2 separate regions of the Mus musculus genome follow, and region 1 is linked to region 2. The links are chromatin loops, found by intact Hi-C in ENCODE. Cell type or tissue: gastrocnemius. All regions are shown on one strand.

Region 1 (8,000 bases), 430 kb after region 2:
AATAAACCAAAACTCTCACCTCCACCTGGTTTTGGTCTTGCTTTAGTTCAGTATTTTATCACTATGTTTTTTCATCATGTTTAAAATGGTACTGTATATCCTGTGCCATTATTTGTTGCAAGTGTGTAGTATGCATTTAGATTAGAGAGGATTAGAGTTAAGAGACAGTATGAGTGTCAGAAGAGACTTTGAACCTTGGACCTTTAAACAATGTTGAGACTGCTAAAGAATACAGGTACTTTTGAAATTAGAGTAATTGTGGTTTTGCATTATGATGTGCCTGCAAGACTATAGGGAAGAGGAAGTAGACTGAGTTGGTTTGAATAATAATGAGCCCCATGGGATATTAGATTTAAAGGCTTAGTCATCAGAGAATGGCGGCACTTGGGTAGAATTAAGAGATATTGCCTTGTTGGAGTAGGGCTGGCCTTTTTGGAGGAACTGTGTCACTGGGGTCATCTTTATGGGTTCAGAAGTACAGGCTAGGCTCCGTGTCTCTATTCTCACTGTTTATGAATGAATATATAAAATTCTCATTTATATCTCCAGCAGCATGTCTATTCCTATGAGTCTTTCTGTAAAGACCCTATATCTGAAGAGGAATGCTGGAGATCTAGCATTGGAACAGAGACAAATGGGATATAATTGCCCATAAACTCATTTCTAAGTCCCCTGAAACCCATATTTCCTTGCTTTGGGTAACTTGTAACATTTTTGGATACTTTAGACTGTGGCGTCCTTATTTGTGTGGTAAAAGTTTTGACTCTTCTCCAACAAACTGCATTGTGGAAGTGGAGATGGGTCAATGTCAGTAATGTCCACGAAGACCTTTTTGAGCTGTCATGCTGAAGGACTTACAGGGGAGGTTGCAGTTGTTTCATAACTTTCTGTACTTCCTTTCAGAAGCCCTCTGAGTAAAGACCACTTGAGGAAATGACTCAGAGTTTTTCATCCTCATGACCTCTGTAAAATGATGTAGTTGGCTTGATTTCTTCTTAAAACTTGTTTCTTCATATATCAGGGCCTGAGAAATCCAAAGAGTGATATAATGAAATGAAAACGTACAGAAAGCACCCTAATAGGGGAAACTTGTGTATGAGGATAAGGTACCTGACCAGTCTCCTAATAAAAAGCTGCATTACATGATGTTATGCTGTAGACAGAGTGGAACTATAAATAAGAACTTTCAGAAGTGGCTAGAAGTGTTCACTTCCTGCTATTATATCTTAGCAAGCTCTCACCGATGAGCCAGGCCACAGACTCATCTGCTGTTGAGTGGACTTTCCCTTTGTCCTTTTGTGAACAAAAATTGATATTAGTGTTGCATGAGAGATCACAGAATGGCATATAAAAAAATCTACCCAAGGCTCTGCCTCTCTCATTGTTTTTTACACTGAGTCTCTACCTGCCTTTGGTCGTACATTGGGGACCCTCTAAAGGGAGATCCATTAACCTCAACAAATAAAGAGGTAAAGGCCACAGCAATCACAGGAAGCTCCCTGAATAAAGGACAAAGTGTCTCTTTAATAAATAGAATATTTCCCACCATTGAAGTGTGATATGCCTCCACCAGAATGTGACCTTTGATGGTTTCCTTTCTCTTAAGAAGCCTAGAAGCCCTCTGAAAAATAGGACATCTTTATTTTCACCCTGAGAGTTTTTGAGTGGGCAAGAGTCTGCCCTACCTGGCTTTCTCTCTTATTTTTCACAGGGATTCCCTTTCATCTTTGTCTCTTTTTAAGAAACTGAGCCCTCCAGTGACTAAGGACAAGTTTAAACAGTGTCCCCTTCTCCAGACATTACTTTTGCTGGCCTAGGATGGAACTCACTACCTGGAAATGTAGGGTTCAGGCTCTGCATTCTCCAAAAGAAGAGGGTAGCTAGAAATCCCTAACAAAAGTGACAGGACAGAGATGTCTGATGTGCAGATGAAGGCAGAGGAAGTCAGATGAAATCAGACTGGACTCTAGTCCTCTGATTAATCCCAAATGCTTTAACCCTTAGGAAGCCCAATTTGCTAGAATTCCTTCCTAATAGGAACCTTCAACGTGCCCTGGAATTATGTTCCCTGAGGATTTGATGAACTGTGGCTCTAGAGTCAGATCTGCTTCAGGAATCTGAGGGCTGAGGGTTCAGGTAGCTCCCTTCTTAATACCTCCACTAGGGTATTCAAGAGAGGAGAGGAGGAAGAAAAGAAGTAGAAAACTGTTCCCAGGACCCAGCTCACCATGTTATCACTGCTACTTCTGTCCCATGTCCATTTATTCATTTATTCTAAATTCAGCCCAAAAAAACTGCCAATGGCCTATAATCTTCATCCCTGTTTTTTTTTTTTTTCTTTCTGTGCCATTTTGAAGATGTTTAGAGGTTACCTGGATGGGCATTTCTTTTATTAGGTTAGGAAGTGTGGGGACACGTGGACCATGCCACAAGAGAAACTGGCACTGAACTGATGAAATAGAGCATGTTCAAACCCCCAGACTTGTGGAAGTGGAACTAGCTTCCTCCCTGTTTCTAAGTCTGTCTTAGAGATCATAACCAGGGGAACCCCAACAGATAGGCAGTCATGTACCCAGCATCTGGAATGCTTCTTCATGTTAATGAGGCATCTCCATTGCCTTAGCTTTCAGTCAATGATGTTTTCCCTCCCTGGTTATTCTTACCCTCAAACTATTTAACATTTGTTTCATCTTGAATAGAGCATATACATTCCAACCCACCCTGAATGAAGAAATATGAACAAACTAAGACCATCTCAGAAAGCTGCTTCATTAAAGATTCTCAGAGAAGGCCTCCTTCACCCTGCTACATACCCCATTCACTCCCAACTGGACCAGAATCCTGCTTGTCTGGGACCGCACTTCACCCCCTCCTGGGCTGGAAGGCAGCACCATTTGAAAGCCCCAAAGGGAAGACTGTACCTGTTCCTGACTTCATCCTGTCCTCTCCAAGCCAATGTACCCGGGGTGCTTAGACACCTCTTCCAATAGGAGGGGCAGAACCCAGAAAAACAAGGAAACTTTCCTGATATAATTTTATTGAAATGATGACCCCTTCCTGAACTGCATCTGGTACCATGGGACCTGTGTTGGGAGCAAGCCAGAGATGGCCTCCAGTCTTGTGCCATGTGTTCCTGGCCAGAACTGATGACCCTACCCCTGCCTGGGGCCAGATGGCCTTGATGGGAAGTGAGTCAGAGAGGAAACAACTCCTGCCTGGAGCCACATGTCCTGGGCAGAGAAAGAGCAAGAGGTGGACTCTAGTGTGGTGTCCCAGATCCCTGACGAAGAGCTAGCCTGAGAAGACCACCAGTACTGCACTGCTCAGGGGTGGGCGGGCAAACCATGCCAAAGACAACCTTCACCAGGTTCTACACAACTAGGTGTGAAACTAGTCTAACACCACAGGTAATGTAGGAAGAAAACCTGAATTGACCTCCAGTCTGCCACCACACAGGCCCGGGTGGGAAAACCACTCCCAAGATGACCCCTGCCTAGTGCCACACAGCAGGGGCAGGGCATGGAACCATTTTTGAGATGACTCCAGACACTCAGAGATCCTAGGCACCACTAAGAAGATAAAGTAGTGAAGAAATAGAAGAGAAAGAGAAACAGAAGAATGTGTGCACATTGAAGAGAAGTAGAACTGGAGACTTGATGGTAGTGAGGAACAGTATTTACTGATATAAATACTATTGATGCCACCTAAAGATATGGTGAGATTGTGGCCTGTTCTGCCATCAAGGGTCATTTCTGGGTCTGTGGCCCTGCAGCAGCAGGGAGTCTATTACCACCAAAGGCTAGGCAAATGACCCTGGGCTGGGCTGCCACTCGGGGTCCTATTGACATTGACGTCTGAGGGCTATGCAAAACTGAACACACCCCTTGCCTAGGCATTATGGGAGAGCTGAATCTGGGGTCATGAGAGTGAAAGACCTGGTCCTGACCATCACCAGCTGGAGCACTAAGAGAGTAGGTCCCACACCCTGTCTGAACACTAAGTAGAGCTGATCCTGAAGGCAGTGGTGGGAGTTTAGGGGTGGGACGATGGAGGCCTGGATGAACTGCCTGAAGATGTGAACATGTCTACCCTCCTGTGACATGGGTGAGAAAAACGATGCTGTCTCCCAGGCCCCTTGCAACCTCTGACAGACAGAAGGGCTAGCCCTGCCTCTCACCTCCTGCAGTGCTCAGCAAAGCCATACCTATACCTTGCCTTAGCAGCATAGAAGAGTAGGCCCTAGAGGTATGGTTATAGGTTTGCCAGCCTCAAGGATGTGAGAATAGGCCCTGCAACTTGTCTGCAGAGCAGTGGCATGGGCAAGGGAGAGAATGTGCTCCTCCCCATTTTGTCCCTCACCACTTATGGCAGGAAGGCAGGCAAGCCAAACTTCCTGAGAATGAAAGGGCTGGCCTCGCTCCCTGTCTGGGTTGGAGCACGTGGGAAAGCAGGCTCTGTACCATGTCTGTGCATTACCGAAAAGCAGGCTATGATGATGTGGGTACAAATGAACAGACACTGAGAGCATAAGGGCAGAAGAGTTGCCTCTTTCCCCTTACTGGCTATGGCATTGGATGAAGTAGCCTGAGCACTACTGAGGAGCTTTCCACACTGGTGTGGGTGCAGGATAACTGGTGGACTGACCAGCTCCTAGCACAGACCTGGGGTTTTGAATTGACCCACTGCAACATCTGTCCCATAAGTGAACTGCAGGAGCATGTGACGGGGCAAGTCCTAAAGATCCAAAGCTGCAGGATATTTGAGAGAAGTCCTAGTGAAGTTCTAGTTTTGATAGTATAGCAGAAGGTTACAGGGGTAAAGGGCAGGTACTAGAGGACAGGAAGATTGATGTACATGATGTAAAATTCACCAAAAAAAGAAAAGGTTTAAAAGAAGAAAAGAAATATTCTCTTGGTCTTTGTGTTGTATGCTTCTCCTTCTTCTATGACGAGAATTCTAATGTTTATGTGTTTTGTTTTGTTCTGTTTTGCTTTGGTTTGAGGGAAGGGTGACTAAACTCCCAATGTTCTGATTGTGTTTCATTTTTAATTTAGAACAAGTCCTCTACTTCATCTTCTACCTTGACATACTGTTCTCCATATCGAGGAGGCTCTCCAATTCAATTTCTATTTAACGTATTAGATTCTTCATTTCTAGCATTATTTTATTTTAAGTGTTTCCAATGTTTACACATCCCAGTCAGTGAGGCTAAGTTCCTGCAGATCAAAAAAACTGTCAAAGATCTGCCTAGAGAAATAAGTGGAGTCCAAGCAACTGAGCTCAAGAGTAGTGCGAAGAAAGCACTTCTTGCTTTTATTTTGAAAGCAATCAAAGCATGAGTGATGTTTAAAAAAAAAACTTAGCTTAAATGAGTGCAAGTACAGTGAGGGAATACACCTGCTGTTATATCGTATCATCTTTGGATATGTGAAAAGAGCCAAGAATATTCCTCCCAGTCCTCTACCTTTCCCACAGAAATAATGTGGGCATGTCAGAGCATTCCCTTCATGTCCTGGCTTTCAAGTCCATTCACTTATCACCATTTATGAAATTCTTTTTAGAAGGTCACATTTTAGGAAGAGTATTCTGCATTCTGTCCCATACATAGTTCACAGTCTTCATTCACATATTCCCACAAGTATCCCTTTTGGTTTTGCAGAATGTCAGAGAACAAAATATAAGCAAGCATAGCCTGAGTTAGCTTTATCACACAATTTTGTATACATTAGGCAACTGTTGGTTGGTGCATAATTATTAATGGTGCTATCAGAGGAGGACTAACAGAGGTCACAATCCACCTGAAGCATTGTAACCAATACATAGGTTACAGAATTTCAACTAATTCTCTATATACAAAATCTAACTGATTTTGTGTGTTATGTAAAAATGTTCAAATTTTGAAGTATTATCTGCCAGAAATGTGTTTACAGTCAACATGCTCTTTTTATAAGTAAATAATCTGTTGCTACTGAATCATCTTTTTTACAGATTCAGCTCTTTATTGGACATGTTAACATAAGCAGTTTAGTCAAAAATACCAAAGCCTATGTGCTTGGCCCAAGTAGTGGCACTATTAGAGGGTGCAGCCCTATTGGAGTAAGTGTGGCCTTATTGGAGAAAGTTTTTGACTGTCGGTGTGGGCTTTAAGACACTCATCCTAGTTCCTTGGAAGCCAGTATGCTGCTAGCAGCCTTCAGATGAAGATGTAGAACTCTCAGCTCCTCTTGCACCATGTCTGCCCAGATGCTGCCATGTTCCTGTCTTGATGATAATGGATTGAACCCCTGAACCTGTAAGCCAGTCAAAATAAAATGTTGTTCTTATTAGAGTTACCTTGGTGATGGTGTCTGTTCACAGCAATACAACCCTAACTAAGACATCCTATGTCATCAACTGATTCCTTAGGTTCTTCATTCTTTGCTTCTACTTTCCTTTCCTCAACTGGAACATTAGTGGTGGATGAGTCAGGACTACCAGCAGGCATGGCTCCAGCTGCTGAACCAGGTGCACCAGCCCCTAAGTGACAGATGAACCTCTCAATCTTGATATTGGCCAGGGCCTTTGGAAACAAACCAGGCCAGAAAGATTCAACATTGAAATCAGCATCTTTAATGAGGGCATTGATTTCATCTTTCATGACCTTCACCTCTTGGTCATGCAGAATGAGGACAAAGTAGATGCACCCCTAAAATTATTTTGGTGATACTTTACAACTGTAATTTTCTACTGTTACAAATCATAATGAAAATGTCTGATATGTAGGGCATCTAATATGTAATCCTCAAAGGGGTTGTTAACCACATGTTGGGAAACTCTGTTTTAGATAATCATGGTTGCATTATCCTATAGTCTAATCCATCGATTTCTTCTTTTTATTGTTATAAATAACACTTAATGGCACAGTGTTTGTGTTCTTCACAGTACTTGTCTTGTAGGGTCACATGTTGTGGTAGTTTAAATAAAAGCGGTCCCCATAAATTTATATATTGTAATGCTTGGTCATCAAGAAATAGCACTACTTTAGAGGATTTATGAGATGTGGACTTGGTTTTTTTTTAATAAATGTGGCAAGGAGACTAGATAGGGATAGAGTGGAAGCTCAGGGGTAATGACTTAGCTATAAATCAAGTCTAGTTTTTGTTGCACTAAAACTAGAGAAAAATATTTCTGCACTATGGATGACCACCACTTACTTTTGGAAGATTTGTGGGAGCAATTCAAATGATTATGTAGATTTTGTGGCTAAACTACAGGACAATCTGAGGCAACAGATTCCCAACCTTAGGGTTGTGTACCCTTTCACGGGCTGGCCTACAAACTTGTAAAACTAAGATAATTACATTATAATTCATAACACTAGCAAAACTTACAGTTATGAAGTAGAAACAAAAATAACTTTATGAATGGGAGCCACCACAACATGAGAAACTATGTTAAAGGGCCACAGCATTAGGAAGGTAGGGAACTACCAATCTATGGAAACTATACTCCAAGCTGATCTCAGGGATATACTAGCAGAGATTCTGGCTTTTGGTAATGCCAGTTCAGAATGTCAGAGGGTTGTATCCCATGACAAGATACACAAGATCTTTGAAAGATTATTTCAGAGCCTGCCTAGATGTGTCTTTCTGCTGTGCTATATGTCTGCTTTGTCCCTAGGATGCCCAAGCACTGCAAGGCAAGCTGCTCAGATGAGACAGAACACAATCTGTAATAGGGATCACAGTCCGTGTTTCCCCAGTTGAGAAACAGCAGTGGAGTCTAAGGAATATGCTGTGGTTCCTAGTCACTTATGTACCCAGATACCACTGGCATCCTGCTGAAAGTCTGGAACCGGGGGTGGGGTCGGGTTTGGGGAGGGGGTGTCAGCAGGTCTGTGCTTTCCCTCAGGATGTCTATACATCAGGAAGGAAACAGAAGGCTGACCAGAGGAATGGGGCAGAATCTGGTTGGTTCTGAGTGAGTGCCAAGAGTGTGGAGGGGCTGGAAGACTGAAGGCC
Region 2 (8,000 bases):
ATGATATGATAGTATATATAAGTGATCCTAAAAATTCCACCAGAAAACTCTAAACCTGATAAACAGCTTCAGTAAATTAGCTCGATATAAAATTAACTCAAACAAATCAATGGCTTTTCTCTTCACAAAGGATAAACAGACTGAGAAAGAAATTAGGGAAACTACATGCTTCATAATACTCACAAATAATATATAGTACCTTGGTATGACTCTAACTAAGGAAGTGAAATATCTGTATGATAAGAACTTCAAGTGTCTGAAGAAAGAAATCAAAGAAGATCTCAAAAGATGGAAAGATACCCATGCTCATTCAGTGGCAGGATTTATATAGTCAAAATGGTTTCCTGCCAAAGGCAATCTACAGATTCAATGCAATCCCCCTCAAAATTCCAAATGAATTCTTCACTGAGTTAGAAAGAGCAATTTGCAAATTTATCAGGAATATCAAAAAAGCTAGGTTACCCAAAACTATTCTCAACAATAAAAGAATCTCTGGTGGAATCATCATGTCTGAGCTTAAGATGTACTACAGAGCAATTTTGGGAAAAAAAAAACCCTGCAAGTATAGCTACAGGCAGGTAGATCAAAGGAATTCAATTGAAGACCTAGAAATGAACCTATTCACCTATGGTCACTTGAATTTGACAAAGGAGATAAAACCATCCAGTGGAAAAAAGACATTTTCAACAAGTGGTGCTGACTCCTCTGGAGGTTATTATGTAGAAAATGTGAGTTGATTCATTCTTATCTCCGTGTACTAAGGTCAAGTCTAAGTGTATCAAGGAACTCCAAATAAAACCAGAGACACTGAAACTTATAGAGGAGAAAGTGGAGAAAACCCTCGAAGATATGGGCACAGGAAAACAAAATCCTGAACAGAACAGGAATGGCTTCTACGGTAAGATCGAGAATTGACAAATGGGCATAAAATTGCAATGCCTCTGTAAGGTAAAAGACTTTCATTGAGACAAAAAGGCCACCAACAGATTGGGAAAGGATCTTTACCAATCCTAGATCAGATAGCAGACTAATATCCAATGTATATATAAAGAACTCAAGAAGATTGACTTCAGAAAATCAAATAACCCTATTAAAAATGAGGTACAGAGCTAAACAAAGAATTCTCAACTGAGGAATACCAAAGGGATGAGAAGAACCTAAAAAAGTGTTCAACAACCTTAATCATCAGGGAAATGCAAATCAAAACAAGACTGAGATTCCACCTCAAACCAGTCAGAGTGGCTAAGATCAAATATTCAGGTGACAGCAGATGCTGACGAGGATGTGGAGAAAGAGGGACATTAGTCCATTGTTAGTGGGATTGCAAGCTGGTACAACCACTCTGGAAATCAGTCTGGCAGTTCCTCAGAAAACTGGACATAGTACTACAGGAAGATTCAGCAATTCCTCTCCTGGGCATATACCCAGAAGATGTTCCACCATGTAAGAAGGACACATGCTCTACTCTGTTCATAGCAGCCTTATTTATAATAGCCAGAAGCTGGACAGAACCCAGATGTCCCTCAACATAGAAATGGATAGAGAAAATGTGGTACATTTACATAATGGAGTACTACTAAGTAATTAAAAACAATGAATTCATGAAATTCTTAGGCAAAAGGATACATCTGGAGGATGTCATTCTGGGTGAGGTAACCCAATCAGAAAAGAACACACATGGTATGCACTCACTGATAAGTGGTTATTATTCCAGAAACTGAGACTATCCAGACACAATTTTCAAAACACATGAAAATCAAGAAGAAGGATGACCAAAGTGTGGATATTTCATTCCTTCTTAGAAAGGGGAACAAAATACACATGGAAAGATTTACAGAGACAAAGTTCAGACCTAAGTTGGATGGAAAGGCCATCCAGAGACTGGCCACCTGGGGATCCATCCCATATACCACAACCAAACCCATACACTATTGCATATGCCAGACTTTGCTGACAGGACCCTGATATAGCTATCTCTTGTGAGGCTATGCCTATGCCTGGCAAATACAGAAGATGATACTCATAGTCATCTATTGGATGTAACACAGGGACCCCAGTGGAGGAGCTAGAGAAAGTACCCAAGGAACTGACAGGGTCTGCAACACTATAGGTGGAACAAAAATATTAACTAATCATTACCCCCAGTCTTATGTCTCTAGCTGCATAAGTAGCAGAAGATGGCCTAGTCGTCCATTAATGGGAACAGAGGCCCCTTGATCTTGCAAACTATATATGCCCCAGGACGCAGGAATGCCAAGGCCAAGAAGTTGGATTGAGTGGGTAGGGGAGCAGGGTGGGGGAGGGTATAGGGGATTTTAGGAATAGCATTTGCAATGTAAATGAAGAAACTATCTAATAAAAGATTGAAAAAATATAGTATTAACCATGCCCCCTCCCCCCCAAAAATTCCCCTATCACCTTCATGAATTGAGAATTTAGATCTGAATCTTGCTTTATAGGTTTGGTGGGATATTCCAGATTGCTGTTGTCTAAGTACTGGTTTCTGAATTTACTAATTCAAATTGGTTTCTGATGCTTATGTTCTTATGCTTGCCTATCACCTATCATCTGGCAATCTCTGGTGCTATGTGGCCTCCCTTGTCTGACTGAAGCCTATCTTTCCTGAGAGCCTATGATTCAGCAATCCTATGATTCTGGATGTATGAGAATACCCTGGGAAGTTGAGTTGGAACTGAGGTGTGAACTGTGAGGGTATGGGTCAAGTGTTAAGGCTCTTCTCCCAGCACAGATGTGAACTGGAAGACCTTTTAATGCCTTCTATTTTTGTATATATTAACATAATTTCTTGCTTATTTTATGGGCCTTCTCTTAATATGGAAACACCTGTAATTAATACTCTTAGATAAAAGGGAATCCCCATAATGGCCCTCCAATGAAAGTAACTAGCAGTGTACTTGATCAGACTTAGTATGAATCAGGACCATCATCATTTGAGATAAGGATAAAGGGAAGGATAAAGGGTTTCATCTGTGTTACAAGTAAGAGGAGATTCATTCTGCTGCCAGAGAAAGTTTCTTCCAAGGAACCTTTCGTTTCATATTATATTTTCATTCTATGCCAAGGAAACCAAAAGGTGTTTGTTGTTTCTGAGATAACACAAACAAAAACATTACCTTACAGCTTAAACCTAGAGAGGTTAGAGGAGACCCCCAGACAGGTGTTAGCAATGACATCAGCTCCTTTTAGTTATTAGAATAGAAAATGTCTACTGGAGAAATGTAAATTCCTATGTAACAGTTCAAACAAATGTACATAATATTCTAGATACTCATTGTCATGGTATCTTATAGCTCTCTCTGACTCCTTTATGGCTTTTGTAAATAGCACGTTGTGGTTCAGAATTACAGTTCCACAATACATTATTTACATGGTGTGGTACATTGGATAGCAATGGCCTCCATAGCTCATTAGGGAGTGCTACTATCTGAGAGGGACTAGGGAACGTGGTCGTTTTTTGGAGTTCGAAGCCCAAATAAGTAACAATGGCTCCATCTGCATGCTGCCTGTGGATCCCTATTGTGGGCAACTTCTGGCTATATTTTCAGGTTCTCCCTTGAAGATAGCAGAGTGGGAAGAACATCAACAGGGGCAAGACTTAGTCTTGGGAGATATAATTTTTTTATAATGAAATATTTACCTGTTTTTTACTCTTTCATTTATTTACATTCCAAATATTTCCCCATTTCCTGGTCCAACCTCCAAGAGTTCTTCACATCATCCACCCTTGCCTTTGTCTCTGAGAGGGTGCTCCCCACACCACCACCTCAGCTTAATCACCCCCCTCACCTAACCACCAAACCCAGCTCTGTCAGCCCCTGCCACCCCCAACACACACACACATATGCTCCTTCCCTTGCACATCTAATCCTGAGAGGATAAGGCACATCCTCTCCCACTGAGGTCATATAATGCAGGTCTCTCCTACATCTGTGCTGTGGGCCATGGACCAGCCTATGTATTCTCTTTGGTTGGTGGTTTAGTCTCTTGGAGCTTCCAGGGGCTTAGGTTGGTTGATATTATTGGTCTGGATTGGTTAATATTATTGGTTTTCCTGTGGGCGACCATCCTCTTAAACTCCTTCAGTACTTCCCTCTTTGCTTGTTTTAAATCTAAGTTAATTTGCAGTGGTAGTAGCTGACCTGTCTGAGTTCCTCTGAGGCCAGAAACTGCAGGCTCTGGAGATTAGAACCTCATAGTAAAACAGAGGGTAGATTAAGTAAAAGGATTTATTGCTACTACTCCTTTTTCTGGTGAGTCAGCCAGAAGCCTCTTCACCTAAGCTCGTTAACATTTTGTGAACCAGAGAGGAAGGAAATGAAAAGAATTAAGATACTTTATACAGGCAAATATGCAAAGACACATATATATTCATACACTCACACTCTGGCCTTGCCTGATTGTGTGTCTCAGTTAACAACACAATTACTCTTGCATGCTTATACACACACACAAATACTTGCCCATAAACATATGGACAAACAGACATACACATTTGGATAGATGGTTGGATGGATGGATGGATGGATGGATGGATGGATGGATGGTCAGATGGGGCAGAACTCTCCAAGCCAAACCATTCAACCAAGAACTTTATTTTTTCTCTCATCTTTTTATACATTCTTAGATGAAAAGTTCTTTAGAAATTTACCTTAAGTATAAAATGTTACATAAAATGGGAGTTACAGAAGGATAGTGATATTAAGCTTAAAGGAGTGGGTTATTTCTACATGTTCATTATAAGTTCAAATCAACAGTTTTCACATAGCTTTTGTTAACATTTCTTCAAGATTTTGCCCCACCATTACCTGCCAACAGGTATGCTTGACTCAGTATAAAAGAGGCTGCTTGTCTGCACTTGGTGCTCTCTTGCTCCCTTACTATCTTTTCCTCTTCACTTTCTATGCCTTCTCTCCCTATTCATCTCCCTCCCATCTCTGTACATGCTCTCTCTCTCCTTCCCCCCCCCCCTCTCTCTCTCTCTCTCTCTCTCTCCTCTCTCTCTCTCTCTCTCTCTCTCTCTCTCTCTCTCTCTCTCTCTCTCTCTCTCTCTCTCTCTCTCTCCTCATTTCCAAATTCCCCTTTGCATTCCCTAAATAAACTCTATTCTATACTATGTCATGTGAATGGTTCCTCAGGAAGAAGAAATGCCTCATCCCCCAGCACCATATTCTGCCTTTACCAAACATATATCTGTTTCCTTCTTTCCTTTTATAAAATGCTACAGTCTAGCCTTTCAAAGTTCACAACTGTCACTTTATGTTTGGACTTAAATGTTTTTCCTTGAAGACAAATTTGTCCCAAGTCTATTTCTCTTTTTACCCTAATTATTAATGCTCACTATCATTCTTATTATACATCCTTTATTTACTATTTTGAGGAGTGTGAACATTCTATTCGTGACACTAACTTCATTACATCTTTCTAGAAAGGCAAGTAAGACTATCTCTAACACTTTCTTCTTAAAATTATTTAAATCAAATCAGAAATTCTATTGAATTATCTGTTTGTCTATATAGCATCACTACAAAATATATATCTTTGTATATATTAAATATTATCAAGAAAAGCATACTAATATTGGGAAACTTTCCTCAAATATAATCTACCCTCCTTTGTCTAAATAAATTCATAATGGCTTTACAGTCCACAATGAAGCCATCTCAGACAGATCACCTTCTAGTTTTCAGCTTCTGCTAGATGACTTCTGAAAAATACAATGTAGAACTGTTAACTATATCACTAGTACCATGTCTGCCTATATGCTGCCCTGCTTCATGCCATGATGATACTTGCCTAACCCTTTGAACTAGGAAGCAAACCTCAATTAGATACTTTTTTAAATAATAGTTGCCATAGTAATGTTCTCTCTTCAGTGCAATAGAATACTGTCTAAAATGCATAGCATTCTGTTCTTTATATAACATGAAAGCATTATAAATATATTGAAGTTTTGAAACTATTATGCAAAGCCATTATCAATTTTGATAATGTTATCTTAGATATTTCCATAGAGGCCAAGAAAGTCTGTGAAATGACATGAAGGACATGTTCTCCATGTTGAGGTGTGGCCCATGACATATTTGAGAAAGTATCTATAGTCAAATGGGAATATTTTTCTTGACTAATTCCAGTCTATAGTAATATCCATTTGTCAAATTTGTACCACAGTGGACTAGAACCAAATTTACTACAATTGGAATGTTGTAGACCTATTTTTTATATTTGTTTGTTTGATTCTTAGATAAAATTTTGCTTGCAGAAATGAAACTGGATTGTGATTTAGAGTGTGTCAGCCAGTGGACTGTAGGGCAAGTGTAAGTGAAGACAGAGTATAGACTAGAATATCTGTCTATGTGTTCATTGCACCAAGGTGTAAGATGACCTCAAGTAAGCACATATGGATTATATAGAGTTGCGACTCCTGGAATAAATTATTTATTGAACAAGACACAAAAGATTATGGATAACATTATCATCCATAGCTGATATAGTGATGTATATGAAATATTTCTAAAACTATTTTCACAATTCAGATTCTTGACATTTCCACAATATGCTAGGGAAGCCAGCTAATACTTAAGGACATTTTATTATGTGTCTTGTGTACAGGTGTTTTCTTATGTCTCTTTCAAGAACCTATGTAGCCTCACAACACAAGAGGAAAAATCATTATTAATAGCAGTTTGTCTTAGTCAAAATAACAAATTGTGGAATTTTTCTTCAATAAGCAATGATTGCTTCAAACAAAACACACTAAATATTTCCTATGATAAAATTTCATTGTACATGTAATTGCAGTTACCATGATTTTATCTATGCCCTGACTAAGGGAAAGTTATTATAATAATGTAGAATACTAAGTGGGGAAGCTTACTGGTGAGGATAAGGTAATTTACCAATCTCCTATTGAAAAGCCAAATTACATGAGGCTAACTTGTAGATAAAATAGAACAGGGAGGCTTGTGGGGTCGGGCTGCAGGTGATCTTTAACACTATTATATTTTGGCAAGAATTTACTGAGGAGCTAGAGTATATTTGGCGTAAACATAGCTCTGTTGAGGAGTGGACTTTCACCTCACATATTTAGGAGAAGTATGGTAGTAATTTTTTGGGAGAGATCACAGAATGTGATATAACATGTTGATCCAAGGCTCTGCATCTCCATTTGAAATTGTTATTGAAAAATTTTTCTCTCTGCTTTTTGTCTCAGGCTGTTGACTCTTTGAAAGGAACTACATCATGGAACTACTACCAGGGGCCAAAGAATGCACAGTTAAGTTTTCTGAATAAAGGATATGTTTCTTTTCCAAATGCAATTTCACTCAAAGAATAGTGTAAAACCCTCTCACAGAAATATAGATTGTAGGGATTTTGACTGTTTTGTGTAGCCCTGGAGCTTTCTGAAAACTGGAATATCTCCATTTTTATGCTGGGAGTTTGGTGAATGGATATGTGTTAATTCTTTTTAGGTTTTCTCTCCTTATTATTCTTGGATATTTGCATTAATCATTTTCTTTTCTTAGGAAAAACTCACCAAAGTCTAAGAAGACAGAACAATCTATGAATGTTACTTCAGATATATGTATTGTTCTACTCCTAGGTACAATCCTATTCCAGGCATAAGTAATGCAAAACACAAAAAAAAGCAAAGCAAATAAAATAACAAACAACAGCAAGAACACCAAAGAAACATCAAATCCATACAGTACTCAATATTGTGACACCAAAGAATGTGATGTGAGGTGCAGGGATGCTTTGTAAACATCTGAAGCTTTCTAAGTATGCCTCTGGCTTGGGGATCCTTTCTGAAAACTGATGATTTTGAAAAAAAAAAAAAACTTTGGTGCTGGTCTTGAGAGAATATCTACCATATATGATCATTGACATAGTTCTTCATACCCACCATAGAGCCCAAGTCCACAGAACCTTGGGTTCACAAGTAAACACATGTTTTCTAACAAATAACAGGAGAATCACAG

The links. Hi-C counts contacts between places; a loop is a spot of excess contacts. Peaks named below come from ENCODE experiments on the same cell type or tissue, not always from the same donor. Only the 100,000 strongest peaks of a DNase experiment are listed, where the experiment ranks them.
Region 1: a loop joins it to region 2, with 16 times the contacts of the local background. A loop is called at or near these places in 12 of 42 quality-filtered maps.

What each region holds. Positions count from the first base shown.
Region 1 is chr3:91,038,255-91,046,254 of GRCm38, reverse strand. No RefSeq gene overlaps it. Among named protein-coding and RNA genes, the nearest start is that of S100a7l2, 49 kb to the left of the region's middle. In gastrocnemius, no CTCF peak of the experiment used is centred here; a DNase peak (open chromatin) is centred at 3,178.
Region 2 is chr3:91,469,997-91,477,996 of GRCm38, reverse strand. No RefSeq gene overlaps it. Among named protein-coding and RNA genes, the nearest start is that of Gm36323, 160 kb to the left of the region's middle. In gastrocnemius, no CTCF peak of the experiment used is centred here; no DNase peak of the experiment used is centred here.